Regions from separate parts of the Homo sapiens genome. Here all the other regions are linked to region 1. A link is a loop called in an ENCODE intact Hi-C map of the cell type or tissue named here. Cell type or tissue: dorsolateral prefrontal cortex. All regions are shown on one strand. Each heading gives the region's core, and the rest is flanking DNA. Links, peaks and the distances in the headings are about the cores only.

Region 1 (5,900 bases), core at 462-5,461:
AGTGGTGCCCAGGATGTGGCCTTGTGTGGGAGAGACTGGTCTGTGAAGGAGAAGTGCGTCACTCACTCAGTCCCAATCGCCAAGCTGTACTCAGGGCCTGCCACCTGCTCTCCAGGGTCATAAACCTCCCCTAAAATAAAGTTGTAACACCACAGGGATTTCAAGGGAAGGTTGGGTCTTCCTTGCTCACACACTGCTATGCGTTGAGTGTATGTGTCCCTCCAAAATGTAGATGTTGGAACTTAAGCCCCAAGATGATGGTATTAGAAGATGGACCCCCCAGGCTGGGCGCGGTGGCTCACGCCTGCCATCCCAGCACTTTGGGAGGCCGAGGTGGGTGGATCATGAGGTCAGAAGATCAAGACCATCCTGGATAACACGGTGAAACCCTGTCTCTACTAAAAATACAAAAAAAATTAGCTGGGCCTGGTGGCGGGTGCCTGTAGTCCCAGCTACTCGGGAGGCTGAGGCAGGAGAATGGCGTGAACCTGGGAGGCGGAGCTTGCAGTGAGCCGAGATCACACCACTGCACTCCAGCCTGGGTGACAGAGCGAGATTCCATCTAAAAAATAAAAAAAGAAGATGGACCCCCCCAAAGGGGATTAGGTCATGGGGGCTCTGCCCTCATGGGTGGGATCCGTGCCCTCGTAGGAGGGCCTGAGGGAGAGAGTTCGCCCCCCTCTGCCCCTCCGCCCACTCTGATGTCAGGACACAACCACAGGTGCCAGCTCGGAAGCAAAGAAGAGCCCTCACCCCACACTGAACCTGCTGGCACCTTGATCCCGGACTTCTCAGCATCCAGAACTGTGAGAAATCAATTTCTGTTGTTTAAAAATTACCCAGTCTAATGTATTAGGAGTGGGAATGGATGGAGACATACACATCACTTACTTCACTTACTTCACTTCCCTCACACCCAACCCTGTATGACTCCCACCCCTGCATCCCCGAGTCCTGTACATACACCCAGGCTGGGCGGGCTTGACCCACTCACCCCTGCACCCCTGAGTCCCGTACATACACCCAGGCTGGGCGGGCTTGACCCATTCACCCCTGCACCCCCGAGTCCTGTACATACACACCCAGGCTGGGCGGGCTTGACCCACTCACAGTTCTGGCCCAAAGTCAGAGAAGCAGGGACTCTCAGGCTCCAGCCCTGAGATCAGGCCCAGCAGGGGGCTGCACGGTCATCACAGGGACTGATGGGGCCTGCCTGACCACCAAGTGGCTGCATCTGACGACTGGACGTCCACGCTGGAGCACCTCCTTCCAATCACCCGCCACAGGGCTCCTCTTCTGCGCCAGCATGCACACCCTCCTGCACACCCTCCTGCACACCCTCCTGCCTCCCCTGCTCTCCTTTCTGTAGGGATTTCACTTGCCTCATCGGGAGGTGAGGAATGGAGGATGTGAGCATTCTTGCAGGGACTGCTTCTGGCAGGGGGGAGCACAGCTGCAGGACCTCGCACCAAGGCCACGGCCGGCCTCTGGTTAAAAGCAGTCTGTAAACCAATTTGGGTTCTCGCCTAACCCAAACTTCTCCAGGCTTTGCCAGTGTTTAGGAACAAACACGATCGTGTGAACAGCAATCATTAGAAATGCACCTGCCCTATCCCCAGCAGCTGCAAAGCCCTCCCCTGGGTGCTCCTGGGTCCTGGGAAGTGTGGAGAGAACACGTGCAGATCAGCCCTGCAGGTGCAGACACTTCTCCAATCCCTGTGGCCTCAACCCAGTGGCTGCAATATGCATCCCTCACTCGGTCTACGTACCAGCAGCTGCAGTGTCCACCCCTCACTTGGTCCACATCCCACGTCCCAGAGCCTCGTGGGGACACAGCTGCACATTGGCCTCTGTCCAGAGTGTGCAGGAAGAGAGGAGAGTGTCCGGTTGAGGGGCTCGGCCCCTGTGACACCCTAGAGAGGTACCTGAGGCTGTGCTCCACCACACTTTCCAGGGTTCAGGGCATTTTCTAGGATGGGACTTTGTGTCACCTTCAGCCCTCTTTGCTTAGCATCCCAGCCATGTGTCCAGAGGACAGATGGGGGCTGGATTTCCACCCAATGCCTACTGGTTCAGGGGCATCTGGTCTGAGACCTCAACGTGTCACTGAGTTCTCCAGGCACGTGATACTCAGCGGCCAGCAAGGGCTTCATGGACCCAGGGGCAGCTAGCAGGGCTGTGACACCGGGAGGAGGCCATGCCTTCAGGGACTCCAGCTCTGAGTAGCCAGGAGGAACATGCAGTGGACTCCTTCACGGATGCTGGTGCAGGAAGCAGAGCTGAGAACCAGCAGGTCAGCAGGGGACAGCTCCGACAGCACAGTGAACATGTGAAACAGAGAGTCACCATTGCAGGTTCATCCGCTCTGCCTGAGGACATGAGCACGTGTCCCCAGCAATAACGTCCACTGGACCCTAGACAGGCTTTCCCAGTATTCACTATCAGATGAGAGTGTGCAGGTTAGAGTTTGCCAGCAGAAGCTGTTCTACACAGTTGAGATTTGGTTCCTTTTTTTTTTTTTTTTTTTTTTTTTTTGACACAGGGTCTTGCTATGTCACCCAGGCAATTATTATTGGAAAATTACTCTTCCTGCGGAAAATGAAACTGCAGCTTGGGTTCCACAGCCTTCTTCCCGCGCTGCCTCCAGGTCTGGGTATCTGAGTCAGAAGAACAGCTTGGCCTGCAGACCTGACCCTCTCTTAGTTGCGTGTAGGCATCTGCAGGCTTATCCAGGGGGTCAGGGGGGCCCTGAGCCTTTGGCTTCCTAGCCAGCTCCGGACGGTGGTGCTGCCGGCAGGCCCAGCGGGCTGCGCTTTCCTGACTCAGCTGCTGGATGGCGGCCTGCAGTCTGTGAGCCGCGCCGGATTGACGGCCCTGCCAGTGAGCTCCATCTGACCCCACAGCTGCTTCTTTAACTCCTTCTTTTTCAGTGACCATGCAGTATTTACAAGGCACGTTCAGAGTTTATCTTTGAGACCAATTGCAAATCAGAGCGGTTATATTTTAAATGTTTTAATTAATTCTTCTAAAGTCCCTTTTCCTGAGTTACTGTCCGTATCAAGGCAGAAAGGCACCCCAGCTCGCCTGGAATCTCAGGCATCAGACAATGGTTCTGGGACAACCCAGTAAGTGGAGAAGCACCGAACAGCCACCAGATGGCAAAGTTGATTCGACGAACAGGACCGGGCACAGGGGCCGCCAGACAGGCGACGTGACCGGCACCCTGATGTGCGCCGCATTGCTCCTGCGGCCCGGGCAGGCGTCCGATCGCCTCGCATCCCACCAGTCGTCTTATCACCAGGCGGCTCCAATGTCTCTGAGGCAAGCAAGGGGTGATTCATACTGTGCAGCTTTCAGCAAATCCTCCCAGCTTGTTCCCAAGCCCTGAGTCCCGGCGTTGAAGTTTGAGAAACAGCCGCAAAGCAGGATGAAACGGTGCAGCCCATGGGCTGGACGCGCTGATCTTACGGGGATCAGCCACGACTGGAAAACACAGACGTGCTGTTTCTCCTCAACAGGAAGCCCGATTCTGGGGAGTGCCTACAGCCCCGAGTGGGGACAGCAGTTCCAGGCGGAAGGTGCAAAGTCGCCCTCTGTGATGCAAAAGCACTGAGGTCAAACCTTAGGATCCCAGCGCAGCTTGAGGTGAAGGTCCCTGTTCCCTTCCAGCCTTGAAAGGAGAAATTCCCAGGAAGACACAGGAAACGAGTTTGCATCTTACAGGAAAAGAAGCTGAGCCACCAACAGCCAACTCCTGCTACAGAATCCTGTATCCCTCATGCATCTTTACTGAGTGCCTGCTGTATGCCAGGCAGCTTTGGCAATGGGGTTACCGTGAGCAGAACAGCCCTGGTGCCCACCACTGGGGAAGGCGAGACAGCCCACAGGTAACTCCAGGTGTGGTCAGTTCTAGGAGACAGGATGCAGGGTCAAGGACACTGAGTGGGCCCTCCTCCAGCAGCCAGGTGACCTGAACTGCAGACCTGGGGACTCAGATCAGCTGGCTGAGAAGGAGGCAGGAAGAAGGCTTTCCAGGTGGGGGGATGGGAGAGCCAGACAGAGGCCAGTGCGGCCGGAGCTTAGCAGGCAGGGAGGAGAGCAGCAGGAGCAAGGCAGGCAGAGAGACAGGGCAGACAACTATCCCTTCCTCGGACACAGGAATCTCCTAACTTCTCTCCTCCAAACTCTTCCCCAACCCACTCCTGGCCTCAGCCCCCTGCCCACCTGAACCCGCTGCTATCAAGGTCACAGTGACCTTCTCATTACAGCAGAAGCCTCTCTGTCCACATCTATGTGACCTCTGGTTACCTTCCCACTTGCTGACCATCGGCTCCTCCCCAAAACACACCTGTCTCAGCTGCCCCAGAAGATCCCACCCTCCTGCTTGCAGAAGGAACCAAGCTTCGCCTCCACCTGGAGACCCAGAGCTCCTCCCCGCTCTGCCCTGATGCCTGCACTCCGTGAGCCACTTCCATGAGCCTCCTTTCCATTTAAACGCCTTTGCTGTGAAATGGTGGCGGGAGCGTCGAGTACGAGCCGGGCACAGTGTGAGACCTCGGTCCTGACCCGGGAGCTTACGATCACAGGAGGCAGGCAATCAGCAGAGCAGCTCCCAGGCAGCATGATGGGCCCGGAGCACAGGTGGAGAAGCAGGGCAGGAAGGCTCACAGAAGGGGATGTTTGGGCTGGGTTTTAAAGGATGTGTAGGAGTTCATTGCTCACAGGAGGGGCAGTGAAGAAAAAGAAGTGGCAGGGACAGGCCCAGGGGTGTGAGACGGTGGGGGTTAGGGAGGGTGCTGTAGGAGCAACTGGGAAGATTGGGTGAAAGGCACATGGGGTCGACCTGGAGATGAGCTTTGGAGCCAGGACACAGGTCCTGAGCTGGGCTCTGGCCTCCTGTGAGAGCTGCCTCCTGTGCTCCCTCCAGCCACAACATCTCAGCAGGTCTCCTTTGAGGAGGGTGGGGCTATGGTTAGACAAGGGTGCATATCTCCCACGGACAAGGCATGATGCTATGTCTATAGGGAGCATGGCACAGCTGCTGGCACCCGGTCAGGTGCTGCTCTTCTCACAGGCACAGCCCTGCTAGCTCCCACCGCTGCTCCGCACCTCCCCTGCGCCCTGGAGCTCCTCCAGCACCGTGCTGCTGCTGAGGAGATGAACTCCCCACAGGACGGGACGGGACCCTGAGGGAATCACCTTCACTTCCCCAGCACAGGGGAGCATTACAGGTGCTCACTCACTGCCTGATGAATAAATGAAAGACGGTAGGAAGCCCTGGGGAGGCTCCAAGCTGCAGTGTGAGGCCCAACGTGCAGAAGTTCCCGCCAATTCCCTGCTGCCCCAGCACAGGCAGGACAGGCCCCCGCCTGCCTCTCCCCCAGCTCAGATGCTGACCTGGGGGTTAATTGCTTCGGGTCTTTGAAGTCTTTGAAGTTGAAACACCTGAGCCTGCTGTGGAGCCCAGTTAATCATGGCCCTTGTCGCTAACTGCTGTGAGCACACAGATGGCCAGATAAGAACTGGGAAGAAATGCCAGGGTCTGGGGGCTGTACATACCCCCACCTCACAGGCCTTGGCAGGTGCCGGTGGATGGTTTCCTTCAGGGAAGGCTGATCGCAGCCACGTCACCAGATGGTCCCAGCCGGGACGGCCCCTGGCGTCAATGCTGTCAGGGTTGCCAACCAGTGGTCTTCTCGTGGCCGACCGTGTGCCCCCCACACTCAGCCGCCAATATGTCCACATTTCCTGAGCCAGGTGCTTTGGGAGAGGCCATCTCCTGGGTCTCTGGCCTCGCAAGTTTCTGGGGCAAACCCTCACATGCGTCCCATCCGATCTCATTGGTCAGCCCAGGCATGCCTGCCTGGGTCAGGTTCGTGCATGGTGTGAGGGGGCAGCAG
Region 2 (5,900 bases), core at 901-5,900, 650 kb after region 1:
AATGGTACAGCCACTCAGAAAATAGTTTGGCAGTTTGATTTTTTTTTTAAAGAAACAAACATTCACTTAACTTGCTTTAAAGAGATAAGCTTTCTCCCCTAATTGACTAGCCTGCCTCGCATATTGGAAGGTTCTGAGCACCCCATGCTGAATGTGGAGGCAATGCTGAAACTGCAGTTCTCCTCCTCAGGAACCACGACCCTGTTGGGGAGAGAGACATGGCACTGGGTATTGTTTCTGCACCAGGCCCAGTGCTGTGCACCCCACTTTCACTGCCTCGTGAAATCCTCAAAATAACGTCATGTGGCCGTGACTTTTTCCCCCACCTCACATCTAAGGAAACTGAAGCTTGGAGGGGTGAATCCTCGAAGCAGAATACTGGGAACCAGGCCTGCCTGATGCTGAAGTCCATGGAAACAGGCCTGTTGGCAAAATGAAATATGCAGAAGAGGCTCTGCAGAGCAAAAGTGAAAGGAGCATAGGGGCACTAAGAATGAATCATTGACTCTGGGGTGTTTGGGGAGGACTTTCCAGCAGGGTTTTGAAGAGTGCATAGGAATACCACAGATGAACAAGAACAAAGAGCTTTCAAGGTATAGTTAGATGTTTGCCTGAAATCTCAGTTCTCTGATGAGAAGTCATTAATTTACAGTTTCCTCACTTTTTCCTTCCTGTAATGGTGAGAGCGACACCTTTTCCAGCTCTCGACCTCCCAGAGCCGCACCTGCCGGGGGGATGTGGGGTAAAACTGACACAGCTTGCTCATTAGCTGGGGTGGAGGGCTGAGAGGCAGGGAAGAGTCAAGGGCACAACCTCTGGTTTCATTAACTGGCCAGTTAGTCACACACACACGTGCATATGTCCACATGCTCACACGCACATGCCACATGTATGCAGGACAGGGATGGAGGAATATGAGCTGAGATTTGATCATGTTGTCAGGAGCTTGTGAGGCATTAGCCAGCGTGTGCAGCTGAATGCAGAGGTTTGGCTCCTGTGAACGGGACAGACCTGAGAATCCATAGCACACAAGAGACTGTTAAACCACAGGAGGTGATGACGTCATGTAAAACGCTGATGGAGTAAGAATAGACGCCGCTGAAAAAAGGGAGCATTCATCAGGGGCAGAGGAATCGGCACCTGCGGCGGGAGGAGAAGGGAGAACTGAGAAGGAAAGCAGGAGCACCCGTGTGGGCAGGGAGGAGCAGCTAAGGAGGAGGACAGCGGATGACCAGGACTGCAGCAGGGGAAGAAGGAGCCTGGAGCATAGTGAGCGGCCTGAATGGAAAGAAAAGGAACGCAATCAATGCTTTTTCAGGGAAGATGCCGTTCACTGAGGCTGGTTCGTGAATGCATTTGAGAACATGATCCTGTATAAATATATCTTCCTGTACAGGAATCTTATTAACTTAAGTTGGGCAGGTGCTCTTAACTTATACACTGATACCTTGGGGGAAAATATCCATTTTTTCATCCAAAAACTATGTGCCAGGTGCCTCCTATGTGGCAGGCCCTGTTCTAGGCCCTTAGAACGCACCAGCGAACAAAGCGAACATCCCCACCTCACAGAGCTGCACCTGAGCAGCAAGACAGCACCGAACCTCAGGAGGCGGGATGTGCACATCCGTAAGCGGACTCGCACCAAGGGGAAAAGTCAGCAGGTCAGGGAGGATCAGAAGGTGTTTGGGGGATGTTGCCATTTTCAATAGAGTGATTAGAATGGACCACACTGAGAAGGGAATGTCTCCACCACACTTGAGATAGGCGAGTGAATTTGTTTCCTATGGCCGCTGTAACCAAGCAGCACAAGCTAAGTGGCTTCAAACGACAGAAATTGTTCTTTCACAGCCCTGGAGGCCAGAAATCCCATCTCAAGGTGCCTCCTCTAGCTTCTGACGCCCCAGTGCTCCCTGGCTCACAGCTGCTTCTCCAGCCTCCGACCTGTCTCCATGCAGCATCTTCCCTGTGTGTCTCTGTCTTCTCCTCTTCTGAGGGACACCGATCCTCTTGGGTTAGGTCCTACCCTAATGGCCTCATCTCAATTTGATGACATCTGCAAAGACTCTATTTCTAAATAAGCTCTCATTCACAGGCAGGGGAGCCAGGACTTTAACCCATCTTTACTGAGACACAATTCAATCCACAACAGTGAGGAGATCAGACTTCCAGATCACTGAGGGACAAGCAGCCCAGAGAGCTGGAGCCCCCGGCATGCCCATGGCCAGCGAGGAGTCCACTGTGGCTGGAGGAGAGGCAGGAGAGGAGGAGCTGTTAGGAAATGAGGAGGTCTGAAAACAAGGAGGAGGAGCAGTGGCACACATTTAGGCTTTGCTGATGGTTGGACTTGGTGGATATCACAGATGGAGCTCCCTTTTTCAGAGCTTGACGTCAACTCTGAAGCCGGGTGAGGAGTGAAGATACAGGCGCAGTGCCCCTCATGCCTCCCACACCTGCTGCTGAGCATCCTGACAGATTCCGCTTGTTTCTGATCCTGTTTGCATCTTCTCGGCAATGATTCCACTCCTTATTAAAGAGGCAGGGAACATCTGATGTTCAAGTTTTGAATTACATGAAAAGTTCCATCGAGGTAGTTTTGATAAATAGTTTTTTTTTTCTTTTTTTGGTCGGGGGGATGGAGTCTCACTCTTGTCACCCAGGCTGGAGTGCAGTGGCGTGATCTGGGCTCACTGCAAACTCCACCTCCTGGGTTCAAGCAATTCTCCTGCCTCGGCATCCTGAGTAGCTGGAATTACAGGTGCCCACCACCACGCCTAGCTAATTTTTATAGTTTTGGTAGAGATGAGGTTTCACCATGTTGGCCAGGCTGGTCTTGAACTCCTGACCTCAAGGGATCCACCCGCCTCAGCTTCCCAAAGTGCTGGGATTACAGACATGAGCCACCGTGCCCGGCCAATAGTTTTGTTTTAAGTACAGACATGATGAAAGCCAATGAGATGCCATGTAGTGTTTTACAATCCTTAACACAGAAATGGCTTATTGTCTCAAATGCAGTCTTAGAGTTTATAGGAGAAAAGAATACAAATCCATGTTAATATCTAAATTTCCATGCCATTTTCCCACCCCCGTTATTAGACGATGTTATAACATCTTCCAGATCTGTTTTCACTTTTTCCTTTGGAAATAGTTGAGCTAATGGAGGAATTTATAAAGCAACCCACTCATATCCATGAATCAGTGTGAAATACTGCACCCTGGTGGAAATATCCCTCCTGTCCGGGGTCTGTGATGACATCCCACTCCTTCCTCAACCAGCATCCATGTCCTGTGTGCTCAGTTAGCAAAGAACTCGGGGTATAAAGAGTAGAAGAAAACGTGCCTGCCTCAGGTCTAATGGGCGGATGAGAACTAGAGCAGAGTGAGGGTCAAGTCACCTCTTGAGGATGACTAAAATGTTCAGGTTGAGCGAGGCAGGAAGCCCAGCGAAGAGGACAGTGTGGGCCCTAAGCAGGCACAAGGAGCTCGTCTACGGGGCACAGGAGAGGAAGCAGCAGAGGTCTTCTGTGCCTGGCTCCACTCCCATGCTGGATGGGAATGGGCGGATGAAAAGGAGCTGTGAAAAGAGGTTATAGGCATGAGGAGAGGACAGCTCGTGGGGCCTCCGTGGGGCTGCACACTCCTGTACTGGGGTTGGCAGGGGGTGGTTGTAAGAAAACAGGACTCTGTTTCTCATGCCAGTGCAAGACCACCCAACTTAGGACGGTGCTTCTCAGACTTCCGTGTACACAGTACTCACCTAGGGAGCTTGTGAAAATTCTGTGATTCGGGAGTCCTGGAGTGGGTTCTGGAGTCTGCATTTTCAATAAGCACCTGGTGCCAAGAGACCTGGTCCATAAAACACAGAGCAGGGCTGGGAGAGAGGTGGGAAGTTACACAGGCTAGCCTGTTAGCAGTGGCAAATTCATATGGGTCTGCAGGATTATGAGTGGGGCCTGAACTCTGCTAAGATGCAGGCGTAGTTTGATGATCACCAGCCATTGTTCTAGAGGTCACGAGATTTGTAACTTCCCCAATGACTTCTGTAAATAATACCATTTTTGTAGAACCTAAGGTTGGCCTTTTGAGATTACTTTTCAGACTTTTGCATTTCTGCCTACGAGCCAACTCCACTTGGACTCATGACTCATGACTCAACTGGTCCTGGGGCCTCATCCAGAGACAGATGCAGCTCAGGAGGACCATTTTCCACACCCCTGTGATGGCAGCCCCAACCAGCCGGCAGCCCCAACCAGCCAGCAGCACCCATTCCGTAGCCCCCTGCCCAACAAACTATCCTTGAAAATCCCTAGCCCCAAGCCTATGGGAAGATTGACATGAGTGATGGGAACTCCAGCTGTCCCACATGCCCAGCCTCATGTCAATCACACGCTTTCTTTTAATTTTTAATTTTTTTTTTCAGTCTCACTCTTTGACCTAGGCTGGAGTGCAGTGGTGCAATCTTGGCTCAACATAACCTCCGCCTCCCAGGCTCAAGATTTTCCTGTGTCAGCCTCCAAAGTAGCTGGGATTACAGGCATGCACCACTACTGCTCGGCTAATTTTTGTGTTTTTGCTAGAGACAGGATTTCACCACGTTGGCCAGGCTGGTCTCGAACTTCTGACCCTAGGTGACCCACCCACCTTGGCCTCCCAAAGTGCTGATATTACAGGTGTGAGCCACCACGCCCGGCCTCTTACTATTTTCTATAAAATTACATTTTATTTCATTGTGCTCAGTAATGGGGCTTATACAATTTCTGTGTTTTAAAAGTTACATGGTTTTTGTGGCCTATCATATAACTAATTAAATCGTTTATTTACATTTATACAATATGTATTTGTTTTCTTTGTATTATATACAGTATAATAGCTCTGAAATTAAACTTTTAACTTTTTATTGTTAGGGTCTGTATTTTATTATTCTAAAGTCAATGAACAGCTTAGAAAATAATTTTATTTATTTATTTTTGAGACAGAGTCTCTCTCTGTCATCCAGGCTGGAGTGCAGTGGCATGATCTAGCATGATCTTGGCTCACTGCAACCTCCGCCTCCCAGGTTCAAGTGATTCTCCCACTTCCACCTCCCGAGTAGCTGGGATTACAGGTGCACGCCACCGTGCCTGGCTAATTTTTGTATTTTTAGTAGAGACGGGGTTTCTCCCTGTTGGTCAGGCTGGTAGAACTCCTGACCTGAGGTGATCTGCCCACTTCGGTCTCCCAAAGTGCTGGGATTACAGGTGTGAGCCACCATGCCTGGCCAATTAAAAGCTGTCTTTACTGCAATGCTGTGGTCTCGGTGAATGGACTTTGTCTGTGCAGTGCACAGAAAGAACCCAACAGGCAATTAGACCGCATGATTCCTTCTCAGGCTAACTCCCAATCCTTGGCATCCCTTAGAGGATCTCCATAATTGGAATAAGTCTCTATACCATACTCAGCAACTACCTTCCAAGAAATCTAAATATGAGAGATATTTCCTTTCATAATTATATGCAGTAGAAGCAGTCATACACTTCATCCTCTGCTCATTGGCCAGAGCCAATAAACCTTGACATTTTGTTTCTGAAAGCCCTTAAAATTCACACTTTTTTTTTTACATTCAAAAATTTCTTAACACTTAACAGATGAATGCCCTGATATTGAGGACTAAACTGATTTTTTATCTTGCTCAAATTCCTATCTAAGGGGTCTGGGGAGTCGTGCCCTATGAATCATAAATTCTCATTAGATGGGTTTTATTTAACCCTATATATTGCAACTTACTTTCCAAACTGACTCTGGCATAATATTATGAGAAAAAGAAGAAAATCAAAGTATTTTACCCCAAAACATGTTTCTTTGCCATATTTTGAAATGGCCCTGCAAAGCTGTTCTTTGTGGGAGAAAATTTTCATCTGTAAAGA
Region 3 (5,000 bases), core at 1-5,000, 220 kb after region 1:
GCTCAGGCCCAGAAGCATCCTGTGTTCTAAAAGAAGAAAGCTGACATCACTTAAAATAAGGTCACATGGCTAACAATATTACTGACAACCTGTGTAGATTTCTGCAACTACTTTTTAAATCTATATACTAATCTTTCCAACGTAAAATAATAAAATATCCCTTGTTTTCAGATGTAGCCTAATCAAATAATGCATTGGGAGTGATCTTATCACGACTCCTCTAAGAAGGTTAGTTCCTTGAAGTATATGCCGCCGCCATGACAGCAGATCTGACGTGATTCTGGATTATTAATGAACACTTCATGTCTAGTACAGGGATCGGTCTGTCTTGCATCTGCTACAGCTATGGCTCAGGTAACACTGAAAACAAAGTACTAAGTGACACAAAGAAAAACTAACCATGCCAAGCTTGAAACGGAGTTCTTATACTGAAAGGGAAAAGCTTCCTAAGACCTGGACTTTGTCTTTCTCTGCTGACACAGGGTTAGACAAGCTGACCACGGCAAGTCTCCTTCAGCCATTACTATCATCATTTTCCAATGCTTACAGTGACGCATGCCTTATAAAGAGATGTTCTACTCACTCACATTTCTTCTTACGGTCACATAAATTCCAGGTCCCTTCCACCATTTAGCCTGACACTACACAAATAAGGAACTGTCAAAAATTATAAATACAAAGAAACTATAATTTGGAACATTTATAAAAACTAGCATTGTGCTGATGTTTATCTATTTCCAGGTATTCAGATCAAATTAATTCAAAAGTTAGGTTCATTTCTATCTCTATAAAAATATTCTTCAAACAGTGTGTCATCACCCATTGGCAGGGCAGAAGGCTGTTTTGTGAAACTACTCTTTCAGTTGAATACACATTTGTATGTGTGTTCACCAGAGCACAATGTAAGATATAATCTTGTGTTATAACCACAGTTCAAAAGCATTTTGAAAGCCATTGCTAGGCACAGACTCTTTAAATGTGTAAGATAATAAATTACAAATCCAGTTTAGATTTCCTTATCTTTGTGGATTTATGCTTTTCTCAATGAATAATGCTCAGCTTATTCTTTCACTTAGCCATGTGATTAGAACTTCAAGCCATTTACTTATTACTCTAAGTTCGCTACCCACTGTATTTTATATACAATATTTACCAAAAACCAGCGAAACACATAGTCAAGTGATTAGCTTCCTTAACATTTCAATGTCTTTATCATTTTAGTTCAACTTTAACAGAGATAACCAGGAAGAATTCTCAAAAATGTCTCTGAAAAAATAAGAAAATTTAAATTGACAGTAAGAGCCAGGGAACATGTGTTTTGCCTTCCGCAAACTTAATGAAAAATGAAATTGTGGGGATATTAATGACTTAAACTGTGATGAACATCTCTACTGAGTTAAATATTGACTTAAACTGAGACTAATACTTACTCAAATAAATCTTATTTGGTGAAATGGAAAGTCAACACAGTTATCTTGATATTGGAATGAGAAATACTCATTAGTGACTTCAACAACAGTCATTTCAGCAGCAATGTGTCTGTTAATCTTAGACAACTGGTACTGTACGGCCAGAATTAAGTATTTGGAATTGCTGGTCCACTCATTAAATAAGTTAATATAGATAATAAAAAACTTTCCTTCAAAAATAAAAAGGAATAACTTATGATGATTACAGATTTATAATAGTTTACAGACTGGCTAACTAATTTTTTTTTCAACAGCAAACCATTCTCTTCCCTCCATCCTCACCTTCTCCATGCACCAAAAAATGAATAAAGAGAAATGAATATATTTATACAAAATAATAAAAATATAACCAAATATTTTACTAATAATAAATACAACCCAAATCTTCTTTTTATCAAATTATATGTTTCAGAGTTGATTATTTAGTTTATGATCTAATGATTTAACTCAACAATTAAGGAAAAGAAAAATGCCTCTATAAACAATGTAATTTAAATGATCAATTATTTTAACACATCTCCCTTACATTCCCATATTTACAGACAACTAAAATTGTAGCTAGGCAGTTATATATCTCATAAAGTGAACCTGAGTAAACTTTACCAATTATATTTTAACAAATCTGGTAAAAAAGTGTTTACATTGTCATTGATAAAAGAAAAAAAAATTTAGTGACAATTAAAAGTCGTCCCCTCCATTCAAAAGGGTTTTTTCCTTCACTAATATTAGCATTTTAAACACGTTTAAATTTTTCATGACTGCATCAGTTAAATTAAGTAGTGCTTATTATAACACTGCCCATGTGAAAAACAAAGAATGGAGCAGAAAGGCTCATCTGTTCTCATCATTGTAGTAATAGCAACAAAACAACATAGTTTATAATTAAAATAAAGCCTTTAATAACTCTGCAAACTAATCTTACCTTGTAAAATTAAATTATGTGTTTATGGTAAAAAATAATTCCTGACATACAATTAACCATATTACTATTTTGACACTATATTAATCACTAATTTTGCATATATTAAAAGCATTATCCTAATCAATCCACTCCCTCGTGCGAATTCATTTACTCAAATATTTATGAGCTAAGAACTATGATTCATACTTCTCAGTCACACCTTAGAAATACATAGAGGTATTCCTTACAATACCAATTTACCATTCTGAACATCCTACTCCATAATCCACCAACAAAAACAAGTACAAACACGGAAAGTAAACTATTTATTATCACATGTAATAAGATTCACATAGCCAATAAAAATCTTGCATTAGAACCAAAAATCCACAATAAAAATAAAGTTAAAACCTGGGATTCCCTTATGAGTCTACACATGTATAACTGGTGATGAATGATATTAAAATCCTGCAATATCCAGTGCCCTCTGCTGGAAGTTGGGAAACTGAAGAACTGTGTCTTCGTCACCTGCAACTGAACTGATAGGTGACCCTGGGCAAGTCGCCTGCCTCATCTAACTGCCTCACTGACTGGATCTTTGAAGGAAACACAATGGCCTCTTCAAAAATCTATCTGAAAAGCCCCAAAGGGGGAATGCTGCCAGTTTCACTGCTGATAATGAGAATGCCATAGAAGTCATGCAGTCTTTCTGTATTTCTGTCTGAGTTCCCGCAGAGCTCTGGGGTAGAGGTGTTCAGCACCAAATCATGCTGCTGGTTCCACTAGTCAGTATCTGTTATTTATCCACCATGTTTAATGCAAAGATATTACTCTGCAACATTTAAATAATTCTAGAGGTCACAAGGAAATAGGATTCTGATTAAGGTGACACGTTAAAAATCATAAGACAAGGAAATAACAAGACAGTTCTCTGCCCAGAGAAATCGGCAAGAACAATGTCAGAAAAAAAAAAAAATTCATCCTCCATCTATCTCCACAGGGAGACACATCACATTAGAGCACAAGACATAATATGGCATTTATAATTCTTAAAATCTGTTTCAAAATCATTTTTGATCTTACATATTTTTAAACAGATGAAGATTTCTTCTAGAAATGGGTGAAATGACCAGATTTTTCTAAATACAAAAATCATCAAATATTAAAATCCTATAAAAACTCCCTTTCTCTATGTTTTTACAAAGTAGCAAATTTTAAATGGCAACATTTTAATTCAATGTACTCTTATTTCAATCTGATAACACTGTGGCATATAAGTGAGGGATATAATTATTGGTAAAGCATTTCTTTCAATTCAATAACACAGAAAGGAAATGCCCTTAAAATATTATTGCTAACATTGTAAACATGTCAGCTGAACCTTTATAAATTCAACAATCTTTATCCCAACCCTTTTTTAGGAATACTTTCAGTACTTTCACCATTGAAAAATGATGTGTTTCCTACCTGCTTTCTTGCCTGCGATAATCTGGCTGCTGTTCTACTCTGATCATCGGCTTCACCATTCCCCGCTCGGCTGTGCTAGAGGCAGACGACACTCTGTCGCTGTCCAGCCTAGTGGTGCTCTACATGGAGAGAAAGCACAACGGGTTTAGAACCTCACACAGACCAACCAAGCTTGACACTCAGCGTTGCAAGCAGAGATCTGATACAGGGCTGCCAAGCAGGGCAGGCAAGAACACAGACCAGGAAATAACAAAGCAATGCTGGGGACACTATGTCCACGGGGAGTGCCCAAAGCACACTGGTATTAAAGCATAGGAAGACGCACAGCCACTTTCATTCTCAAAGAGCTAGGAGTTGCCTTTAAAACACAGGCAGGCAAAGCTGGTAACACACACATGATGATTTTTCTGAAAGTACATTAATAGTAATTCGATTCCAACAAGTTATTTTAAAATCAGGATAAGACATAAGAAAATATGTACAACATGAAGAGGCAGGGTCTTTTTAAAGTTTATTATTTCTCAGAACAGATTTAGAAATCCTACTCCTTATAGCTCAATACCTAATGAATTCAGTACAGAAACTGGCTTCTTTCTTGCCCTTAATCAACACCGGGGAAAACACATATTATATGGTAACCCAATCAGGTATATTTAAATACTTCTAAAAAGTATACAATTCTAACCATTTGTATGGAATTTGTAGGCAGACAAAAGGATGAGTTACCTACATTAAGAAAATCACCAGAAAAGAAAAAATTTTATACAATGAAATTCACTGTAGAAAAAATTTCATGTAAAATTTCTTATTACATCTGCTTACTACAGAAACTGGGCACAAGTAGTAAATAAAAAATCATGTTTCTCTTATCACCTAGCGATTATTACTGTACTGTACGTCTTTCCAGCTTTTCATATTTTCCATAAATGGGATTTACAATCTTCTTGATAAAAAAACACTTTTTCAGATGTTACAAACATCTTACAATATCACTTATTTTTATATTACAGACTTGTAATGGCTGTATAACATTTTGTTGTCTATTCATCATACTTCATTAAACCAATGCTTTATTACATCATTTAAAATGTTCATCAGTACAGAGTGACAAGACAATTATGCTTGTAAATATATTTATATACACACCCAATGAATCCTTCCAT
Region 4 (5,900 bases), core at 452-5,451, 72 kb after region 1:
AGTGCTGTGGATGCCACACGTGCCCTTGGCCTCTGAGCACATTTCCACCCTCAGTGATTCCACGTCCCTGCGATTCTTACCCCGGTCCCGGTGATGGCCCCAGCTGGTCCTCACTGGGCAGGTTCCCAAGAGCCAGGGCTCGTTGGGAGTAGAGTCCCCACCTGCAGACGTCTGAGGAGGGCTGGCTGCTGCCATTCCCCTTGGGGAGGACCCGAGGGGGACAGGAAATCAGACAGGGCCCAGGGCCACAGTGGGCACTGAGACTTCATCTCTGGTTCTGGGCTCAGCAGCCAGGCCCTGGCCCTGCCCACCGAGGTTGGCACCAGCTGTGGGAGTCTGGGGAAGCTTCTCGGAGCAGGGGGCTGGCAAGGAGGAAGGGGGGACCAGCAGGGGTCTGAGCTGACCTCCCGGCTCTGTCCTCAGATCATCACCAAGAGGGGGATTGACTACATCCTCCGGCACATGCCTACCCTGCACCGTGAGCGCCAGGGCCTGAGCCCCAAGGAGGCCATGCTGTGCTTCATCCAGGAGGCCTGCCGGCTGGAGGACGTGCCCGTGCACTTCTTCAGGCTGCACAAGGTCGAGCCCAGGGCGGCCAGCGATGGGCTGGACTCTGACTCCAGGCCAGGGATGCACGGAGCCCCCATGGCTGAGTGGGATCAGGACCCCAGGGCAGGGATGGATGGAGCCCCCATGGCTAAGAGTGGGACCAGGACCCCGGGGCAGGGATAGATGGAGCCCCCATGGCTAAGAGTGGGATCAGGACCCCAGGCCAGGGACGGATGGAGCCCCCATGGCTAAGAGTGGTCAGGACCCCAGGGCAGGGATGGATGGAGCCCCCGTGGCTAAGAGTGGGACCAGGACCCCGGGGCAGGGATGGATGGAGCCCCCGTGGCTAAGAGTGGGATGGGACCAGGACCCCAGGGCAGGGATGGATGGAGCCCCCGTGGCTGAGTGGGACCAGGACCCCGGGCCCGGCATGGCCAGGCTCTCTTAGGTCGTGGCTGGTGTTTATCTGGCATGATGAAAGGCAGTGCTTGTGCTATGACAACTATGCCTTTGATCTGATGCTGGAGTGAATGAGACTGTCTGTAAATGGGCCCCAGAGCTCAGCCTGGTCCATGGAGCCCTCGGCCCCTAGCCAGACTGACCATACTCTGCCATCAGTGAGGCCCAGCACCTCCAGGCCTGCAACTTGACCTCTGACCTGTGTCCTCTAGGATAAGAAGGAAGGTCGTCCCACCGTGATCCTGGGACTGGCCCTCAGGGGAGTGCACATCTACCAGGTGACCGAAGGGGCTCCAGCCTCACAGAGCCCCTCGTCCTGCCCCCACCCCCTCCTCCCTTCCCCACTGGAGTCTGGGCTGTGTAGCATCCCTGCAGCGGTCATGGGCGCTGGCTGGCCCTGCCTGGACGCGCCCTGCCTCTGCTGTCCCGCAGGAGGTGGACCGTGCTCCGCAGCTGCTGTACGACCTCCCCTGGCCCCACGTTGGGAAGCTGGCATTTCTGGTGGGTGTCTGGGGGGTCCCCGTGCCCTGGAAAGCCTGGGCAGATGCAGCTTCATCCTCGGGGCATTTTCTGGACAATTCTGCACCCGAAGAGGTGCAGGTCCCTTCCTGCCGGCCTCTCGGGGGCATCAGGGCCGTCCTGGCCTCACGGGCTTTGTGCCTGGCCCTGGCCCTGCAGGCGTGGGGTGTTTAGCTGCCCGGTGAGGTCTAGTTGTTGTTATCGCTTGAAAACTTCTGGCTCCCAATTGAGAAAATCAAGGGAGAAAAGAAGAGCAGGTCATAGAAACGCACCTGTGTGGCCTCTGTTCCTCTCATCCCGGCCCCAGAGCTGTCACCCAGGGTCACCCCACAGCCCGGGTGCCGGGGATAAAAGGGCAGTGACTGTGGGGGCTGCTGGACAGCAGGCTTGCTCTGGACAGCCAGACCGAGGTCTTCCTGTCCCACCCCAGACCTCCACTCCCCTCACACTGCTGCGGGCACTTTCTAGCCAGGAGGGCTGTGTCCTCTCAAGCAAGGGCGGAGCAGAGCACAGTGTCCGCGCACAGTGTCCGCCAACAGCCATCTGCACTGCGAAGTGAAAACCTGGGCCTCGTCCCCCTGGGGGCCATGGCTGACATTTAAAATCATCCTTTCCTGTGGCTAGCGTGGTTTTCCACCTGTGGAGTGGCAACTTCTCTCCTGTTTGCTCAGGGAAAGAAGCTGGAGATCCAGCTGGATGGGCTGCCCGCAGCACAGAAGCTGGTTTACTACACGGGGTGCACCTGGCGGTCCAGGCACCTGCTGCACCTGCTGCGCGCCAGCCACCAGCTCCACCTCCGCGTGCGGCCCACTCTGCAACAGCTGCGGCAGCGGGAGGAGGCAGAAGGTGGGGCTGGGCTGGGTATGCTGGGCTCCGCAGCCGGACTGTGCCTTCTGGGCTAGGCTGGGCACACTGGGCTCTGGCCGGACTATGCCTTCTGTCTCTTATTGTTGTGGCCTCCTGACTCCCACGTCCCCCAGATGCTGAGGTCGAAGGGCGAAGTGGTGGCCCCCAGCTCTGCCTGGAGTGGAATTCTATAGATGGGACTGGGGGAAGCTGGGAGCTTGAGGAGCCACCTGAGGTTTCCACTTCTCAGTTTCCTGGTCTGTTTTCCACTTCTCCTCCCATCATGTGCCCACAAAGAGCAAGAAATGCAGGTTCCGACAAGGCCTCAGTGTTTACCCACAGGCCTGGTCTCCCTTCCTGTTCCACATCCTCACCTGAGCACAAGGCCTGGCCTTAGTGTTTACCCACAGGCCTGGCCTCCCTCCCTGTTCCACATCCTCACCTGAGCACAAGACCTGGCCTCAGCGTTTACCCACAGGCCTGGTCTCCCTCCCTGTTCCACGTCCTCACCTTGAGCACAAGGCCTCGCCTCAGCGTTTACCACAGGCCTGGTCTCCCTGCCTGTTCCACGTCCTCACCTGAGCACAAGGCCTGGCCTCAGCGTTTACCCGCAGGCCTGGTCTCCCTGCCTGTTCCACGTCCTCATCTGGGCTGTGGGTGTGCATTTCTGTCTCCCGGGCTCTTCCTCCTGCATCAGCAGGGCTGGTCCCTCTCCAGCTCGCCCTCACTGTGCTCCCCACTCCCCACAGAGAAGCAGCACTACCGGGAGTCCTATATCAGCGATGAGCTGGAGCTGGACCTGGCCAGCAGGAGCTTCCCGGGCAGTGGGGTCAGCAGCCAGCACTGCCCCCACTGCCTCTCACGCCACTCCGCCGACAGCCACGGCAGTTCCTACACGTCAGGCATCAAGGCCAACTCCTGGCTCAGGGAATCCAGAGAGATGTCTGTGGACGTGCCCTTGGAGGTCCACGGGCTCCATGAGAAGGAGCCGTCCTCCAGCCCCAGGACCAGCCGCAGCCACCCCAGCACACGTGGTGACAGCCAAGGTGGGCCCGAGGGAGATGCCCAGGCCTCAGGGACAGTGAGTGTGGTCCAGCCAGCCCCAGCTTGGCTGACCCTGGACACCGAGGCAGCAAAGCCCTGGCCTGCCCTCCAGTGGCCAGACGTGAGGGGCTGGGCTGCTTGTGACCTGAGTCCCAGGAAATGTGCCAGAACATGCCGGAAGAACAGAGATGGCAGGGAGGAGCTGCCTGCAGCCTGCTGTGCCCGAGTCTCCTGTTCCTGCCAAGGGGCAGCTGCAGGCTGGGATCAGAGACAGGAGAGGTGGGATCCTCTTGGGGTTGCAGATGAGTCCAGGTCCTTTAGCTTTCTCGGAAGCCCATCTCAGGAGCCCCTCCCACTCCTAGGAAGCCCCTGGCCCCTAGGAAGCACCCCCCCAACTCCTAGGAAGAACCCCCCTCCCAAGGAATGCTCCCCATCCCGGGAAGCCCCCCAACAAAACTCCTAGGAAGCTCCCCTTCCAGGGAGCCCCTCCCTCTCCCAGGAATCCCATCCCCACACATAGGAAGACCCCCACTCCTAGGAAACCCCCCACTCCTAGGAAGCCCCCCACTTCCAGGAAGCCCCCCATTCCTAAGAAGTCCCCTCACTCCTAGGAAGCCCCCTGGACTCCTAGAGACCCCCCCAACTCTTAGGAAGCCCCCCCCACACTCCTAAGAAGCCCCGTGGACTCCTAGGAACTCCCCCAACTCTTTGGAAGCCTTCTGACTCCTAGGAAGCCCCCCACTCCTAGGAAGCCCCCTACTCCTAGGAAGCCCTGTCCTACCAGCTTCCCTCCCATCAGAAAGCCTGGGTTAGACTCATGTCTTTTTATACTCAGTTGAGTAGGAGTGAGAAGACAGAGCCATTCAGAGTGTTCTAGGACCATGTGTCCACCTGGCCCAGGACGCAGCACCTTGTCCTGAGGGATGCACCCTGCCCATTCCCTGTGTGTAGGACTGTGTGTGCACCTGGCCCAGGATGCAGCACCCTGTCCTGAGGGATGCGTCCAGCCCAGTCCCTGTGTATGAGGCCCTGAAGAGCTTCCTCATTGCCCCAGAAAGGGGACGTGAGCTCTGCTGGTCTCTGAGTGTCCCCACGGCCCTGACGGTGGATGTGATGAGATCAGGTGGGACCAGCCCCAGGGCTCAGTCACCCAGGACCGCCCAGCATCACCTACAGTCACCCAGGGCCATCCAGGGTCACAAAACATCACCTAGGGCCTCCCAGGGCCAGGCATTCCTGTCACTAAGCCACTGTGTCCGCCATTGCCCTTGGAGTGTCTGGTCCACCAGGAAGGGATGGTTGGCCTCCATCTCTGAGGATGTATGCAAGCTCTGTGGCCTGTAACCCAGCGGGAATCACCGTGCTAATCCCGCATCTGCACAGCAAGGGGCCGTTTTATCAGATGTCGGGGAATGGAGCAAAAGCAGTCACCGCACTGAGAGCAAGGGGGCGGTGTGAGCCTCAGGAGATGCCGGTCCGAGACCAGGGCCCCAGAAGTGCAGGGAACTGCCCTGGGGAGGAGCCATGTCGGGCAGAACCCAGACACCTGTGCTCACGGCTGCCTCCTCCCACAGCCACTCGTCAGGAGCCCTGCACCCAGGTCAGGACCAGAGGCCAGAGCGCCGAGGCCGTGCACCAGGTAGAGTCCCCCCCACGGGCCAGAAGCCCTGGCCCTGCTCCTCCACCCCCTTCTCCTAGGTCCCCTGTCAGGGGCCCTGGGGACCTTCCTAGGCCTATCAGAGGGTCCCTCGACTGACATCCCCAGAGACGCAGCGGGCAAGTCAGGGAGCAGCAAGGCTCTCGGGCACTGGGGCAGGTGGACGTGGGTGGAGGCCTCAGCCTCAGGGCCGAGTGAGTCGGCTCACTGTGGGGAGGGAGGGGTCCTGCCTGGGGCTGGGGTGGCCGGGCCCTGAGTGTCACCGGGCCACTGTAGGCAGGACCCGGACACCTGGGCCCTGCAACCTGCCATGCAGCAGACTGGCTGCCCCGTCCCCTTCGTCCACCTCCTCCACCCGGGGCCTAGTGCTGTGTGTGCAGGGCTGCTCCAGGCTTCCCCCACTTCCTGTAGAGCTACTGAGCCTTAGGATCCCCCAGAGGAGCTAGAGGAGAAGCGAGCCAGTGGTTCCTGGATGCCCAGGTGGGGAACAGGTGGGCTCAGGGTTCCCAGCCAGGCTCCGAGTTGCCCTCCCCACCCCCCAACCCCCGCCCCCGGCTCCACCACAGGAGGGTGAGGCCCCCTCTGGTCAGCCCTGTTCAGAATCCCCCTGGAAAGACACAGAAAATCGGTTGTGGCTGATTAGTTATCGTGATGCTGGATGGAGAGAGAAGAGGGCTGGGCACGGGAGGCTGGATGGAGAGAGAAGAGGGCTGGGCACGGGAGGCAGATGGAGAGAGAGAACAGGGCTGGGCACGAGAGGCTGCATGGAGAGAGAGAACAGGGCTGGGCACGAGAGGCTGCATGGAGAGAGAGAACAGGGCTGGGC

The links. A loop is a pair of places that touch in the nucleus more often than their neighbours do. Peaks named below come from ENCODE experiments on the same cell type or tissue, not always from the same donor. Only the 100,000 strongest peaks of a DNase experiment are listed, where the experiment ranks them.
Region 2: it touches region 1 in a loop (4-fold over the local background); 7 of 110 quality-filtered maps call a loop at or near these places.
Region 3: it touches region 1 in a loop (12-fold over the local background); 55 of 110 quality-filtered maps call a loop at or near these places.
Region 4: a loop joins it to region 1, with 6 times the contacts of the local background. A loop is called at or near these places in 40 of 110 quality-filtered maps.

What each region holds. Positions count from the first base shown.
Region 1 is chr6:168,130,321-168,136,220 of GRCh38, reverse strand. No RefSeq gene overlaps it. Among named protein-coding and RNA genes, the nearest start is that of FRMD1, 54 kb to the right of the region's middle. In dorsolateral prefrontal cortex, for the core only: CTCF peaks have their summits at 2,933 and 3,135 (motif pointing right); DNase peaks (open chromatin) are centred at 2,220, 2,820 and 3,160; H3K4me3 peaks cover 1,333 bases; H3K27ac peaks cover 957 bases.
Region 2 is chr6:167,483,087-167,488,986 of GRCh38, reverse strand. LOC105378128 (a long non-coding RNA gene) reads right to left here. Exons shown (of 3, transcript XR_943267.2): 2 at 3,755-3,868; 3 at 1-201. Among named protein-coding and RNA genes, the nearest start is that of TTLL2, 160 kb to the right of the region's middle. In dorsolateral prefrontal cortex, for the core only: CTCF peaks have their summits at 2,999 and 3,199 (motif pointing left); no DNase peak of the experiment used is centred there.
Region 3 is chr6:167,906,127-167,911,126 of GRCh38, reverse strand. It overlaps AFDN (afadin, adherens junction formation factor), which reads right to left. Exons shown (of 34, transcript NM_001386888.1): 13 at 3,838-3,956; 14 at 1-26. Among named protein-coding and RNA genes, the nearest start is that of HGC6.3, 71 kb to the left of the region's middle. In dorsolateral prefrontal cortex, for the core only: CTCF peaks have their summits at 2,866 (motif pointing left), 2,887 (motif pointing left), 3,811 and 4,010; DNase peaks (open chromatin) are centred at 2,900 and 3,976; H3K4me3 peaks cover 1,449 bases; H3K27ac peaks cover 1,660 bases.
Region 4 is chr6:168,058,280-168,064,179 of GRCh38, reverse strand. FRMD1 (FERM domain containing 1) reads left to right here. Exons shown (of 11, transcript NM_024919.6): 6 at 424-579; 7 at 1,221-1,286; 8 at 2,199-2,373; 9 at 3,123-3,419; 10 at 4,992-5,056. Among named protein-coding and RNA genes, the nearest start is that of FRMD1, 18 kb to the left of the region's middle. RefSeq lists an enhancer at 4,768-5,269. In dorsolateral prefrontal cortex, for the core only: a CTCF peak has its summit at 3,532 (motif pointing left); a DNase peak (open chromatin) is centred at 3,549.